Linked DNA regions of Homo sapiens: region 1 is linked to region 2. The links are chromatin loops, found by intact Hi-C in ENCODE. Cell type or tissue: mammary epithelial cell. All regions are shown on one strand.

What was found. Hi-C counts contacts between places; a loop is a spot of excess contacts. Peaks named below come from ENCODE experiments on the same cell type or tissue, not always from the same donor. Only the 100,000 strongest peaks of a DNase experiment are listed, where the experiment ranks them.
Region 1: a loop joins it to region 2, with 8 times the contacts of the local background. A loop is called at or near these places in 12 of 110 quality-filtered maps.

Annotation. Positions count from the first base shown.
Region 1 is chr3:185,925,574-185,933,573 of GRCh38, reverse strand. It overlaps TRA2B (transformer 2 beta homolog), which reads left to right. Exons shown (of 9, transcript NM_004593.3): 2 at 6,840-6,973; 3 at 7,948-8,000. Among named protein-coding and RNA genes, the nearest start is that of TRA2B, 8.4 kb to the left of the region's middle. In mammary epithelial cell, no CTCF peak of the experiment used is centred here; a DNase peak (open chromatin) is centred at 3,663; H3K4me3 peaks cover 474 bases; H3K27ac peaks cover 2,636 bases.
Region 2 is chr3:185,673,700-185,681,699 of GRCh38, reverse strand. IGF2BP2 (insulin like growth factor 2 mRNA binding protein 2) reads left to right here. Exons shown (of 16, transcript NM_006548.6): 8 at 5,787-5,909; 9 at 6,269-6,404. Among named protein-coding and RNA genes, the nearest start is that of IGF2BP2-AS1, 36 kb to the left of the region's middle. In mammary epithelial cell, a CTCF peak has its summit at 4,309; DNase peaks (open chromatin) are centred at 4,379 and 7,819; H3K27ac peaks cover 1,049 bases.

The DNA of each region.
Region 1 (8,000 bases), 250 kb before region 2:
AATTTTTAAAATATTGCCTTGTCAGTCAACTTAATGAGTTTGTGCATGTTTAATGTTAAATGGATTCTAGTTGTATCCCCTAGAAACATTTTAACAAAAATTGTGTTGATAGGACAAGTTTCTGTTTATTTCTAACTAGGGTCTCTTAACTAAATGTACATAACATTAGCCCAAGAGTTGATCTTCTGGTTTTATAAAGTAGCCACTTGAACTTAGCTGAGTTGAATTAAATCTAATATTTATAATAATTTAGTAATGGTTTTGTTCTTAGACTATAAGAGAAGGAACCAGGTTAGGAAGGGGTAATGAAGTAACAGCAGGAAGGTATCCACATTGAAAACAGTTGTGATAGCTAGAGCTATGGCCTCTATTCTTGTATCTTCTGCATCTAAGTGCCCTGTCTGTATCGAAGTTTTAGGAGGCCCTAAGGAAACCTGCTTGGGCATTCTGATTCCATGATTACATTTGTGCTGCCAGAAAACATTTCCCATTGCATTTTAGTGATGGAGATTTAAAGAAAGCCAATTACTGTAACTCCCTTAAATAAAAACATATTTAAAAATTTTCGGATTAAATAAACAATAATTGACTCTAAAACTAGACTGGAAATTATCCTTTTGTTAGGAAAGACATCACAGCACTTGCCAGATTAACGATGGTTGTCTTTATGCCCAGATAGGTATAAAGACTTGCAATTTTTTTAAACAAAGCCTTACATTTTTTTCAGGAGGAAAAACCAGGAGAGGAAGTAATTGACAATAAAATGAAAGATCATCAAAGTGAAATGTAGGATAACAAGAAAAACTAGCATGTTTTATGTAGGCAGTATTTTATTTTGTTTAGTATGTTCAACAGACATTTACAGATCAACTAAATTCAATCTTTTTAATTATTTGAGGAGGTGAGCTGTAATTTAAATAGTGCCACCTTTTAAAGTAGTATTTCTCCTTTGGACATCCAGAAGACTTAATATTTTCTAAATTGAGGGGGAAAATGTACAACAAAACTCTTTGAAAATACCAGTGTTGGATTCAAGTTTGTTCTGCTTTCCTTCATAGCTACTGGCATATTGTAGGTGGTTGACTTGATTTTGTCTTTTTATGATTCATACTATAAAATCTCACTAGAGCAGCTTTTCCAGGGGGTGGGTTACACTTAAGCTCCAAATTGTCAGGTTCCCTGACACCGTCTTTCTGCAGAGCTCTTTAAATACAGTACAAAAATGTGTGACGCTAAATACGTTTCTTTATCCTATCTAGACAAGTCACAATACTGTAAACCTCTTCAACCCTGAGCGTTTGTCATTGTACAAATGAATTGTCCGTGCTTTCCTTTCATGCACTTATGTATTAATGTGTCACTTTTTGACTAGAGGTGTGCTTTTGACACTTAACCTATTTTCTATTGAATATAATAAGAAGTGTGAAATGTAACTAATAGTTCTTAAAATGTTAAATGAACAGTAAATGTTCAGTGGCGCACTTCACATTCAACTTAAGCATGATAAGTCTATTTGGAGTAGAGAAATGAGATTACCATATATTCTAGAACCAGCAGAAAACTATGTAGTTTTCAGTTTTTTGAGCTGCATATTCTAGTTTCTTTTTTTTTTTTTTTAATCCAAATCAACAAAGGGATTTTTTTTTTCTAGTTTCAGTTTTGGCACTGGATTTTATCCTGGAGTTTTAAAATATTCTTCATCCTGTTCTTTTTCTATTAAGGTTAATGTTGAAGAAGGAAAATGCGGAAGTCGTCATTTGACAAGTTTTATAAATGAGTATTTGAAGCTCAGGAATAAGTGAAGCTGAAATTTGAAAAAATAAAAGAAAGAATGCATGCTAATTATCAGACCAGAAGTCCCACTTGTAGAATATTGAGCAATTTGTGTGAAGTGGGGAAGATGAAAGAAGTCAGAATTTGAAACGGAAGAATGAAGAAAAGAAATAAAAATGAAGTTAAGATAAGAAGTAATCTGGAATCAGAAAGCACTACGCTAAGTAATTACTAGTCTGTTTATGTGTCCCTGTATATTTTGCTAAACATGCATGCATTATTTGTTTAATAGAGGAAAATATATACAGGGTAAAGAAGTGCCTTCCAGGGGAAACGTTTAAATTAGGTAATTCTGATTTTAACTGCTTAGTTAAATGATTGAAATGCAATTTTTAAAAAATATTTAGTAGTCAAGCACCAGGCAGCAGTGAGCTCTCCAGCATGGGTAACAGTGGGCTTCATGTTGTCCTCTCTAGATAAACTTTACCTGTCTAATGTTGCTGGTCCTGGGGCATGAGCGAATACCTCCAGGGTTGGAACTGGTGGTCTTTGCCACCTCCCTGGACTCTTAGATTGCACTGTCCCCTTTCCTTCAGTACTGAGCAATGTATAGTAGAATATTTTCTGTTAAACCATTTTCAAAGGAATGTCACCAGGATGGTTATGGAACCAAACCCCCAAAATCCAAACAAAGCATTGAACAAAATAGTTCCCTTTGGCATTAGTGTGTTAGTTTTTTCCATATGGCACTAGTGGAAATCTGTGAGCATTTGGGCCCTAAATTTAAGATGCATATTTGCTAAATACACAGGGATGGTTTTTCAAATTCTGTTTCTGTTTAATGCCTATTTCAGCTGATTGACTAGGATTACTGATAAAATACCGTAGCTTCCCCTTAGAAGAGGTGGGTCACACAAGTGAACAGGATAGCTAATACAAATTGCAGTAATGGCAGATGCTTTCATTCCTATTTCTCCTTTTTTGCTATCAACATTTAGCTATTGTAATGTTAGAGGTAACGGTTACAAAGTAGCTTTATTCTGGTTACCTGGTATCCCTTGCACTTATTGAGAAATTCAACCCAAAAGCTGTCCCTTCTTTTCTGTGTGTTTTGTTTTAGCTGAGTAGAAGGGTCAAGTGATTGGTGTAATGTTACTTTCAGTTGAATGAGACAAGTACACATATCAAAAATAATACCCAGTAGTAGTCAGCCAGCGGTTTTCTACCCAGTTGAGAATGCCAAGGGTATCATGTCACACATGTCTTCCTGAAATAAACTTTCTCTGAGAGTTGTCAGGTCTTCATGCTCTTGGAGAAAGTGACTTAAATGGCATTTCTTGGAGAATCCATTTTCTGATGCTTTCAGGCCTGTTTATTTCTATATCTTGCAAGCAGAAGAAAATTTTCTCTTAAGAAGTTTTGCATTCCTTTGTCAAATTTCTTGCCATAGATAAACTAATGATGATAAATGTTATTTTATGTTCCAAATTACTCAAAGAGCAGGCAGGAAACTGAGGTAAATGTGTGAATGAATATTACATTTTAATTCCAAGCCCATGGATTCTTTTATCAAGAAACCTGACAGGTCCTTGGGGTGCAAAAGAGGAAAAGACCTCTTAACCCCCAGCCCACTAAAGGAAAGAAAGCAATTTGGAATCTGGTTATGACCCAAGCTGGATAGACTTAAGGTGAGAAAACGTTGCTAGTGGACCATTGTGTCCATTTGTTTTTGTTTTCCCCCTTGACCAAAGCATCTGTGGGTCCTAATGTGTCTCCTCCTCGGGCCATAGGGAAGATGAGGAGGAGGCCGGCTTCTGTTCCTGAGAACAGGCAGTGTGTGAAAGACTGCCTTAATCAGAGGTCTGATTAATGCTAAGGGGAGTCAAAACAAGGAAGGGGATGACAGTGTTTCAGGAAGATAACCTTTGCCAAGGGAAAAAAATGAGTAGGAAGCATGTAACTTCTGAGGTTGACTAAGTCAAGTAAGTCAGACTTAACTAGTATGATAAACAGTGTTTTAAGAGATGCAGTGTTTATGAGCCACTATTTTAAATCTAACAAACCACATTCAGTTTTTAAAATAATACAGGGATTGGATGGTTAGTCCTTTCAAATATGTTTTTGTAAGGTGGTTGCTGTTCTCAGAATAGGGAGATGTGGATTATTTTGTTGGAAGGCTAAGTGTGTTGTATTTTTACTTGATGTATTCCCTTTAGGTTTTGTATTAGGATGTGGCTGAGATCCAGTCTGTGAGAGCTTGATTGATTTCCTGAGCATTTTTTCAGGGAAATTTTGGTTTTATTCATGCTAATTTTAGTTTCATGGTCCCTTTTTTTGAGGCAGTGGTGTCCAGTTCTGTCTGTTGGTGTGGTTTTAATGTGTTGACCATGTCAGCCCTGAGAGTGGAATTTGAAGTATGCTTAGATTTAGGGACTTCCCCAACTGGTTTTTATAGCTTTACCTGTCTGCATTGAGATTTAAAGTTAATTATGCTTTTGATTTGGGTGCTAATTTTAGGTCTTATTTCTTGTAGGCAAGTTTTATTCCCTTGCCATATGTATTTCCCAGCCAGTTAAATGGCCAAAATAACTTCAGAAAGCTTTAACTTCTTTAAGAAAATATCCCTGATAAAGGATCGAGACGTTTAGGTGTTACCCAAACAAGTGTCAGTATAGAAAAGGAAGCCTTTGCATTCTGGTATTTCCCTTATTCCTGGCCCAAGAAATGATTGCTTACAAAATATATCTGCATAGTCCGTTAGTTTTGGAGGCTGAGTGAAAACTCCTGTGATTTCAGAAATATTGTATCTGTGATCTGCTAGATTTTAAGGAGAAAACTTCATTAAGTCTTATTTTCTAGGTTAGGAGTACTGTCTCTTCCCTCAGTGGACAGGCTGCCGAAGCATCTTAGCTTAGAATAAAGGTTTTTCTGTTAAAGCCAGGAGCTTAAAGAGGATCTTGACTTGACCCATTCTTCCTTTATACTCAGATTCCTGGGCTGACTGATTTCTGTTAACTACAGTTACTTTATTGGTAGTCTTAACTGTTACTGTGAAACACCCATATTCTGCTTTCACTTCTGGAGAAAATTGTTTCATTTCCATAGAGGTAATCTTTCTAGTGTTGGAGTAAACAGGCTTTTAGCAACTTTTGGGTTCCCCATTTCTATATTCTCACCTATGTTAATTTTTGCCTGTGGTAAAAATAGCAAAAACTACACCCTCATTTTTGAGACTTCCTCCTTTGTCCATGGAGAGAAGGGAAGTGTCCGTTCAGAATACTTGATAGGGAATTCCAAGGGATTGTTGTTAATTGGAAGCCCCAGAGCATCACTACATCCTTTAACCATTTCTTGATGTTAAAGGCAGCTGTTCATATATTTTTCTTTTAATCTTTTTACAGTCAGTCATGGAGGGAGGTAGAGGGGAAAGGCTGTCACATTTCATGTCACCCCACCATGTTTTATAATGGCTTTGAAGTCATTTGAACGTTTCTAGAGTCGTCTGGGGCCTAGAGACCTGAACTCATTTTACTGGATGAGTTAGCCTTTCCTTCTGTGTTAAACCTCAAACCTTAATTTGTCTATTCTGTGTTACATTATAAATGTTTTCCCTGAGCATCAAAGGATCATCCAAATTTTCTCCATTATGTTGTAAACCACAAAACTATCTTCTAAAGTGTTTTGAGCTGTAATTTAGAATAATCCTCTACTGTCCTTTCAAGAATGTCCAGAATACTCTGAAGATGTATCACACAAGGAAATCTCTTGTGATTTTATCTGAAAGCTTCACCTTTGATTCATGCCATATAGTGACTTACTGTAATACTGCTTCCTTTTGAGTCTTGCCATTTCTGCTCTCTGGAGTAGAAAGGCTTACCAGGCTTTACTTTGTCTAAGTTTGATAACCTAAAATAAAGGTTGCCTTGATAATTTTACCTAGCTATCAGACTGACTAGGAGTAGGTTCTGTCCTTTCCTCATCTACTGTTTTGGTGCCTTGGCAGAACTTTTCCTTGGTTTCATTACTTAGTATACCCTTTTGTTGATTATGTGTCTTTAGCTCGTTGGTGACCTAGTTATCCTGGTTACCATTCCTTTGCTATTTTTCATTACAAATCCCCCCTTAACCTGCCAGCCAATCCCAGTTTTGGTTGGGAAAGCTATGAGTACACAATGTTTACCTAAACTTTGGCTTTTGTATGTAGTTTCTGTACTCTTTTGCTTCCTGGGCCCTAGGTTAGGAGCTCCTGATTTAGCTGCCTGGTTTTGATGTGTACTTAAGTAACTAGGTAAGTTAGGTTAATTCCTGGTTTTCCATAAGTTTGCCCTGGCTCATCTCCATTTAGCTGGAGAAGCTGTGGAGGATCTCTGACACCCTCTCTACTCTTATTTGTGTGTAGTTCGCTGTTCTGTTGTAGCTCCATCTGGTTGCTTTCAGTTTTTTAGGGGGCCTCCCACCATGGTTAGATGCAATAGGGTTTTACAGGGTTTAGTGTCCTTCAAGCTAGCCTTTGCTTTCCACTAGGTTTCTGCTTTTCTCTAGGATTTGAAACTGAGATCATCATCTTTATCTCTTATCACTGAATTATAAGTAGTAACTTGAAAGGTCAAGGTCTTTTTAAAAATCAAGCATTTTTTTAAGTAAATTATATAAATTATATAGGATTTTGTTTTATTGATTGCAACTTGATTGAAATAGGTATAAAGTATAGGTGTCATAGTTAATAAGGTTCCGCCTCACCCTAGTCTTTATGGAGTAACATTCTGAAACACAGTCCTTGGACAGTTCCCTTAACTGCTTGACTTTGGCACCCCTTTCTGAAGGAAGTGGGGTCAAATAACTCTTATCCCTGCTCCAAAAAGGTGGAAGAAAGGACAAGTTAATTGACTTATGTCATTTGGAGCAATGAAACTATTAACACCAGGTATATTCAGTTCCTGCCCTTACCTATATTTTCTTATCTTGGAAGGGGATTGCTGTCCCTCACCATTTATCTCACAGCAGCTTATTTGTTTTTAAAGTTGCCCAGAAAGTGTGCAAATTAAACTTTTAACATCTACGTGTAGGAATCCCGTTCTGCTTCCAGAAGTGGAAGTGCTCACGGATCGGGGAAATCTGCAAGGCATACCCCTGCAAGGTCTCGCTCCAAGGAAGATTCCAGGCGTTCCAGATCAAAGTCCAGGTCCCGATCTGAATCTAGGTAAGAAAGACTGTCTTGAGATTTCCTCGTTACTCTTAGCTCTGAAATTGGTGCGTGTTTTGTAAACCAGGAAGGTAGAGAGGGTTAGATTATTTGTTGGCCTATTAAATATTGGTACTAGAAGTGAACTTAAGTTCTGGGAGGCAAGACTAAAAGCGGTTAAGAGCCTGGGCTTTTGGAGTCAGGGTTTTCTATTTTTGCTGGTTTGGGCAGATTAACCTTTCAGCTTTAGCTTCTTTATAAAAGGCAAATTAGTAATACAGTACCAGTTCTTCAGGGTTGTTGTGAGGATTTACTAAATGTAAGTAAACTGCTTACTAGTATGGCAAATATACTGCAGAACATTGGCTTTCAGTAATTAGAATTCTTGATAAATAAGTATATATATGGTGCGCTTTTTTTTTTTTAATGTTGGTCAAAAGTAGGCTATATATACATCCTGGTTTGCCTGGGGCGATACCATTTATGCCTGTGGTCAGGCATAATTAACAGCACCCCTTTTCTTAAATGTGTGTCCTCGTTTCGATGACAATTTAGAGTCACTCTAGTTAGTCAAGAGCCACTCAATTTTTTGTTTTTTTAACTGCTGGGGAATACTCCTTGTGATTTTGTTACTGTATTAAATTAATGGTGGGCATAATGGGAGACAGAAAAGTAGAGAATGGTCTTCTGAGGGGGAAAGATGGGCACAAGCCAAGCTAGTAAAATGCTGCGTGCCTTGATTTGTAAAAGATAAGTAATATGTCTTTAATTGGAAGAAATACTGGAGGAGAGCTTGTGGTTTTTAGAACGCTTCCTAGCAAAGTTGAAATGACTAAATAATTAGAGAAGAAAAGTATTGATCCTACTAAATTGGTAACCATGTTAGCATATTCCTGGATTGTTCCCTCTTTTGGAGTTTAACTTTAGAACAGAGTAATAAAGAAGACAATATTTGTTTTCAGTCATAACCTTAGGAGGTCTTTGTCTTGCAGGTCTAGATCCAGAAGAAGCTCCCGAAGGCATTATACCCGGTCACGGTCTCGCT
Region 2 (8,000 bases):
CACTGTTTTGATTATGTAGCTTTGTAATATATTTTGAAAGCAGGAAGTCTGAGCCCTTCAACTTCCTTATTTTTTGAAATCATTTTGGCTATTCAAGGTCCCTTGAGATTCCATATGAATTTTTCTATTTCTTCAAACAATGCCCACTGTGATTTTGATAGAGCTCATATTGAATCTGTAGATCACTTTCGGTAGTATAAACATCTTCACAATATTAAGTATTCCAATCCATGAACACAGGATGTCTTTCCATTTATTTGTGCCTTTAAATTTCTTTCAGGAACCTTTTGTGGTTTTCAGTGTACAAGTCTTTTACCTCCTTGGTTAGGTTTATTCTTAAGTATTCTATACTTTTTGATGCTATTGTAAGTGGCAGTGTTTTCTTAACTTCTTTTTCAGATTGTTTATTGTTGTGTATAGAAATGTAAATGATTTTTGCATGTTGATTGATTTTTGTATCCTGCAATTTTGCTGAATTTATTCTAACCTTTTTTGTAAAATCTTTAAGGCTTTCTACATATAAAATCGTGTCATCTGTGAATAGAGATCATTTTATGTCTTTCTTTCCAATTCGAATGCCTTTTATTTCTTTTTTGTACCTAATTGCTCTGGCTAGGACTTCCAGTACTATGTTGAATAGAAATGGGCAGGAGTGGGCATCCTTGCCTTGTTCCTGGTCTTAGAGGAAAAGCCTTGCATTCAGTCTTTCATCGTTGAGTGTGATGTTAGCTGTGGGCTTTTCATAAATGGTCTTATGTTGAAGTAATTTCCTTTTATTCCTAATTTTGTTGGGTGTTTTTTATCATGAAAGGGTGTTAAGTTTGTCAAATGCTTTTTCTAATGACATGATCATGTAGTTCCCCCCCCTTCTTTCTGTTAATGTGATTTATTGTATTGATTGATTTTTTAAAAAATGTTTATAGTAATGGGGTCTCACTACGTTTCCCAGCCTGGTCTTGAACCCCTGGCCTCAAGCAATCCTCTTTCCTCAGCCTCCCAAAGTGATGGGATTACAGGCATAAGCCACTGCGCCCAGCTCCCCATTAATTGTATGCTGAACAAACCTTCCATTCCAGGAACAAATCCCACTTGGTCGTGGCTTATAATCCTTTTCATATGCTGAATTTGATTTGCTAGTATTTTGTTGAGGATTTTTGCATCAATATTCATCGGAGATAATGGTCTGAAGTTTTCTTTTTTTGTGGTGTCTTTGTCTGGCTTTGGAATCAGGGTAAAGCTGGCCTCATGGAATGAGCTTGGAAATGTTCCCTCCTCTTCATTTTTTTGGAAGAGTTTCAGGAGGATTGGCGATAATTCTTCTTTAAATGTTTGGTAGCATTCTCCGATGAAGCCATCTGGTCCTGGGCTTTTCTGTGTTGGGAGGTTTTTGATTACTGATTCAATCTCTCTCATTATTGGTCTGATCAGACTTTCCATTTCTTCATGATTCAATCTTGGTAGGTTGTGTGTTTCCTCTAGAAATTGGTCCATTTCTTCTAGGTTATTAAATTTGTAGGCATACAATTCTTCATAATATTCTCTTATAATCCTTTTTATCTCTGTCGTATTGGTAGTAATGTTCCCTCTTTCATTTCTGATTGTAGTTATTGAATGTTCTTTTTTTTTCTTAATCTAGCTAAGGATTTGTCAGTTTGGTTGATCTTTTCAAAGAACCAACTCTTAGTTTTGTTGGTTGTATTTGTTTATCTCTGCTCTGATTTTTATTATTGCCGTTTTTATGCTGGTTTTGGGTTTAGTTCTTTTCAAGTTGAAATAAAAGGATGGGGCCGGGTGAAGTGGCTCATGCCTATAAATCCCAACACTTTGGGAGGCCGAGGTGGGTGGATCACAAGGTCAGGAGTTGAAGACCAGCCTGGCCAACATGGTGAAACCTCATCTCTACTAAAAATACAAAATTAGCCGGGTGTGGTGGCACACACCTGTAATCCCAGCTACTCAGGAGGCTGAGGCAGGAGAATCACTTTAGCCTGGGAGGTGGAGGTTACAGTGAGCTGAGATCATGCCATTGCACTCCAGCCTGGGCAAAAAGAGTGAAACTCCATCTCAAAAAAAGAAAGAAAACGAAAAAACGTTAAAATAAAACATAAAATAAAAGAATGATAGACAGCAACACAAAGCCATATGAAAATATATAGTTATCTGGTAAGGGTAAATATTAACAAATATAGTAACCTGTACTGTAGTAATTTTGGTACATAGAATTTAAATGACAAAAACTTTTTTTAACTATAAATCTATGTTAATGGGTATAAAAACATATAAAGATGTTAATTTGTGATATTTGGGGATGGGGTAAAAAAGTAGAGTTTTTTATGCAATTGAAGTGAAGTTGTTATCAGTTCAAAATAGGATGCTATGACTTTAAGATGTTTTATGTAATTGCAATAGTATCCACCAAGAAAAAATCTATGAGAACGCACAAAAGAAAATCAAAGCACATCACTATAATAAAAATCAACAACACATAAAGGAAGACAGGAAGAAAGGAAAGAAGGGACAAAAAAGCTACTAGACATACAGAAAACAATGAAAATGACAAAAGTAAGTCCTTCCCTATCAGTAATTACTTTTAAGTGCAAATGAATTAAACTCCCCATTCTTGGCTAAATGGATTAAAAACAGGATCTAACTGTATGTGGCCTACAAGAGACTCCTTTTAGATATAAGGACACATATAGGCTGAAAGTAAAAAGATGGAAAAAGATACTCCATGCAAATGGTAACCACAAGAGAGGAGGAGTAGCTATACTATTATCAGATGAATAGACTAAAAACAAAACTGTTACGAGAGACAAAGAGGGACGTTATACAATGTTAAAGGAACAATTCACCAAGGAGATACAACAATTATAAATATGTACACACCAAACCTCAGAGTTCTAAACATGTGAAGTCAACTTTGAAAGAGCTGAAGGGAGAAATAATTAGCAACATGATAACAGTAGGAAACTTAAGTGCCCTACTTTCAATAATGGATAAAACTACTAGACAGAAGAACAATAAGGAAATAGAATTGGAACAACACTATAGACCAACAGACATACAAGAACATTCCACCCAACAATGGCAGAATATACGTTCTTCTCAAATGCATGTGGAACTCTCCAGGAGAGAGAACATACAAAACAAATCTTAAAAAATTCAAGAAGATTGAAATTATACTACAAAGTATCTTTTCTGATCACAATGGAATGAAACCAGAAATCAGCAGCACAAGGAAAATTAAGAGAATTCAGCATTTTTTGTAGAGCTTGTCAAGTGGTAATAAAGTCCCTCAGTTTTTATTTATCTGGGAATCTTAATTTCTCCTTTGTTTTTGAAGGACAGTTTTACCACACATGGTGTCCTTGGTTGGCAGTTTCTTTCAGCACTTCAAATATATCATCCCACTCCCTTCTGGCCTGCAAAGTTTCTGCTAAGAAATCTGCAGATAGTGTTACGGAAGCTCCTTTGTATGTCACAATTGCTTTTCTCTTGCCACTTTGAAGATACTCTATCTTTGACTTTAGACAGTTTGATTATAATGTGTGTCAGTGTGGTTTTCTGTGGATTTGTCCCAGTTGGAGTTCTTTAAATTTTTTGATTTGTATGTACATTTTGTTCCTCATATTTGGGAACCTTTCAGCCATTACTTCTTCAAATAAAGCTCTATGCCCCTTTGTTCCCTCTTCTCTTTCTGGGATTCCCATTATGCTTATATTGATCTACTTGGCATGTCTCATAGGTCCCTAGGCTCTCTTCACTGTATTTATTTATTTTAATCCTCTAACTTGAAGATTTCAAATGATCTACATTCAAATTTGCTGGTCCTTTCCTCTGTCTGGTCAAATCTGCTGTTGAACTCCTTTAACAAATTTTTCTGTTCAATTGTATTTTTCAGCTCCAGAATTTGTTAGGTTCTTTCTTATAGTTTCTGTCTCTTTGTTGATATTCTCATTTTGTTCATGCATAATTTTTCTGACTTTATTTAGTTGTCTGTCTGTGTTCTTGTTTAGTTCATTGAGCATCTTTACAATTATTTTTAATTACTGGTCAGGGAGCATGTAGATCTGTGTTCTTTAGAGTCAGTATTTGGAGTTTTATTTTGGTCCCTTGATTGGGTCATGCTTCTCTGTTTCTTTGTATGCCTAGTAAGTTTTTTTGTTGGGATTTGGGCATTTGAAAAAACAACCACCTCTCACAGTCTCTGTGTACTGGCTTTGGGCAGTGGAAGACCTGAAATCAGCCTAGCTAGAGGTTCTAGGACCTCTCAAACCTTTTCTAATCTCTTGATCCCTCTGGTGTCTGACTGTAGAACTGCAGTTCTTAAATGCTGCTTGCCTCTGTTTTCAGCAGCTTCTGAACTCTAATGCTGATCCTTCAGTGCTCTGAGTCAGTGACACAAAAACCAGTTTTTCTGGCACCTTCCAGACAAGCCAAAATGTTGTATGCATAATCCAGTCTTTGTTTCTGTCCCAAAGGAGGAGCCCAGCCTTTAGGGTTTCCTCCCCTTTGCTCTTCAGTATGCCATGTAGCGGGTGGGGCCTTGAAAACACTGAATGTTCTTACCTTTTTTACTGGATATATATACATCTCTCTCTCTCTCTCTCTCTCTCTCTCTCTCTCTCTCTATATATATATATATATATATATATCTCCATATATATATATATCTCTCTCCATATATATAATCTCTCCATATATATATATCTCCATATATATGTATCTCCATATGTATATATATCTCCATATATATATGTCTCTCTCTCCAGTAAATATATATCTCATATATATATCTCCAGTAAATATATATACATCTCCATATATATATATCCAGTAAATATATATATATATCTCCAGTAAGTGTATATCTCCATATATATATATCTCCAGTAAATATATATATATTTCCAGTAAATATATATCTCCATATATATATATATCTCCAGTAAATATATATATATATACATCTCCATATATATATATCTCCAGTAAATATATATATATATATATAGTTGTTGTTTTTAGACAGGGTCTTGCTCTGTAGCCCAGGCTGGAGTGCAGAAGTGTGTGATCATGGTTCACTGTAGCTTTGGCCTCCCTGGCTCAAGCAGTCCCACCTCAGCCTCCCAAGTAGCTAGGACTACAGGTATGCACCACTATGCCTGGCTAATTTTGTGTTTTTAGTAAGGACAGTGTTTCAGTATGTTGCCGAGGCTGGTCTTGAACTCTCGGGCTTAGGCGATTGCCCACCTTGGCCTCCCAAAGTGCTGAAATTACAGGCGTGAACCACGGCGCCCGGCCTGGAATTCCTCTTTAGTTTACAGCGGACTTCATATTATAGCTTCTCAGCTGATCTTTAGAGTTCTCACAGAGGTGTTCTGGTCTATCTCTTGTTAATTTGAGGTGTGTGTGAGGGGGAAAGAGACCTGTGGCTTCCTAGTCTGCCATCTTGCTAACGTCACTCTCCCTTGTACCTTTTTTTAAGAGCAAGGAGAACATTCTTCACCCAATAGAGTTCTTGTAATACCCTCATTGGCCAGATCAGCCTCATGGATCCACTTCCAACCAGCTACTACGAGGGAGTAGAATTACCATGGTTTGGCTTATGTTAATCAAAATTCATGAACTGGGGTCGGTGAGGGACCTGACCTCTCCCAAATCCCATCATCACTTGGTACCTGAACAAAATGACTTCCATTTATAAGAAAAAAGCAAGGTAATGGTTTTTGGGAGACAACCGTTATACGTATCTGAAGTGTTAACTTGCTGCTTGTCTCTTTTAGAGCCGAAGAGATTCCTCTGAAAATCTTGGCACACAATGGCTTGGTTGGAAGACTGATTGGAAAAGAAGGCAGAAATTTGAAGAAAATTGAACATGAAACAGGGACCAAGATAACAATCTCATCGTAAGCCACTTACTCAGATTACTCATGCCCAATAATGGAACACCTGAGCATTTCGATACGTCTAGTTCATTCATCTACTTTTCCCTAAAATGGGAATATAATCATAAGTGATGCAATTATCTCCATCATCTTTTAAAAAAATACATAAATACTTACCAGGTAGACATTTTTCACTATGGATGTGATCTAAATCACTGGTAAGATTTGAAATAAGATGGCAGGGATTCTCCACCACAGTGTGTTGGGAGGGAATTGAGTCTTCTCTCTCTCCGCCAAAACTTGTTTGTGATTTTTTTATTTTTTGGGCATTTTATTTTTCCCGTTGAAAACAAAATTTCTCTTTTCTTCTCATGGGTCAGTTTGCAGGATTTGAGCATATACAACCCGGAAAGAACCATCACTGTGAAGGGCACAGTTGAGGCCTGTGCCAGTGCTGAGATAGAGATTATGAAGAAGCTGCGTGAGGCCTTTGAAAATGATATGCTGGCTGTTAACGTAAGTCCCTAATGCTTTCTTCTCCGCTGGTTTTCACTAGGCTAAAAATACTTGCCATTCAGCTAATGAGGAAGTGCCTTAGGATAGGTATGCAGAGTTTTTCCTGACTTCCTAGGATAAAAGCATTAAAATAATCAGGAAACCAACTAGTAAATTATGATAAGTGCGCTGGACAACATCACGTGAAGACATTAAAATTATAACTTTGAAGACTGAAATAAGGAAAAGCTTATGATATAGTGTTTATTAAGAAAAGCAAGAATAAAAAAAAAAAAAAAAAAAAAAAGAAAAGCAAGAATAACTGGGTGTGGTGGCATGCATCTATAGTCCCAGCTACTCAAGAGGCTGAGGCAGGAGGAGCACTTGAGCCCAGGAGGTTGAGACTACAGTGAGCTGGCATTACACCACTGCACTCCAGCCTGGGCAACAGAGTGAGACCCCATCTCTAAATAAGAAAAGCAAGATATAAAAGTATATAAGTAAATTTACAATTATGTAAAACAGCATGGATCAGAATGACTGGAAGGCTACATACAAAAATGAAAATAGCTGGCACATTAGAAAAGTGGGATTTTTTCCATGTATGTAGCCTTCTGAACCTTACATAATATTGTCCTGTTACTTTTTAAATTTTAAAAATGCATGCTTTAAAGTTAACTTCTGATTTTCCTCCCTTGCTTGCTGATCTGCACTTTTAGATTGCCTGATAAATGTTGTCAACCAGTTGAGCCTTTACTGTATATTTGTAGCAGACTCATTAGGTTTGTCCTTCCTGTGATTGCTACCTAATTTTTACTCTTAATGGGGAGACACTGATCCGGCATTCAAAAAACAAACAAACAAACAAAAACCTTTAAAATAATTGGCCATCAGCAAAAGTCCAGCTCAGCTCAGAGGAGTAAATTTTTTTCACTTTTTAATTAGATTTTTTTGGATGTATACAAAAGTGAATGGATGCTCCAATAAGTCCTCATATACCCATAATCCACCTTTTGCAGTTATCAACTCACCACCTGTTTTGTTTCCTCTAAACCCTCATCCACATCCACTTTCCATACCTGTTGGATGACCTTGAAGCAAATCTCAGACCTGATAATATTTCTTAGAGAAATAAATGTCGACAAAGCACTCTTTAGATTAAACCCAGGTCCCTCACTGCAGCACTTTCTGTTGTACCCTCTATACTCCAGGCAGTAATCTGTCCCCATCTCACCCCGACCCCCACCTTAGCAGCCCACGTCACATGACAATTATGAGGTGTGATGAGAAGAGCTAGAGCAGGAGACTGCAGTGGTGTCTTCTCCCCATGTTTGGATATATTTGTGGAAGTATCATCTGACAATCTCATTTTCTTCCTGTGGGTTCTTGACATCTTGTGGTAAACATCTCTTTCTGTGAACACCTGGAAAAGCTACAGAAGGGCCTGAGTGATTCATACATCTTCACCTGAGCTTACCACTTAGGTTCATTCATGTCTGTGCCAAAGTCACGCACTGGTAGGTGAATAACAAAATTACTACATCTTATAGACAAAATGAGGTAAAGATGAAGGATACGAGCACTGCTATTCCAAAAGTTCTAAAAAAAAGAAAAAGG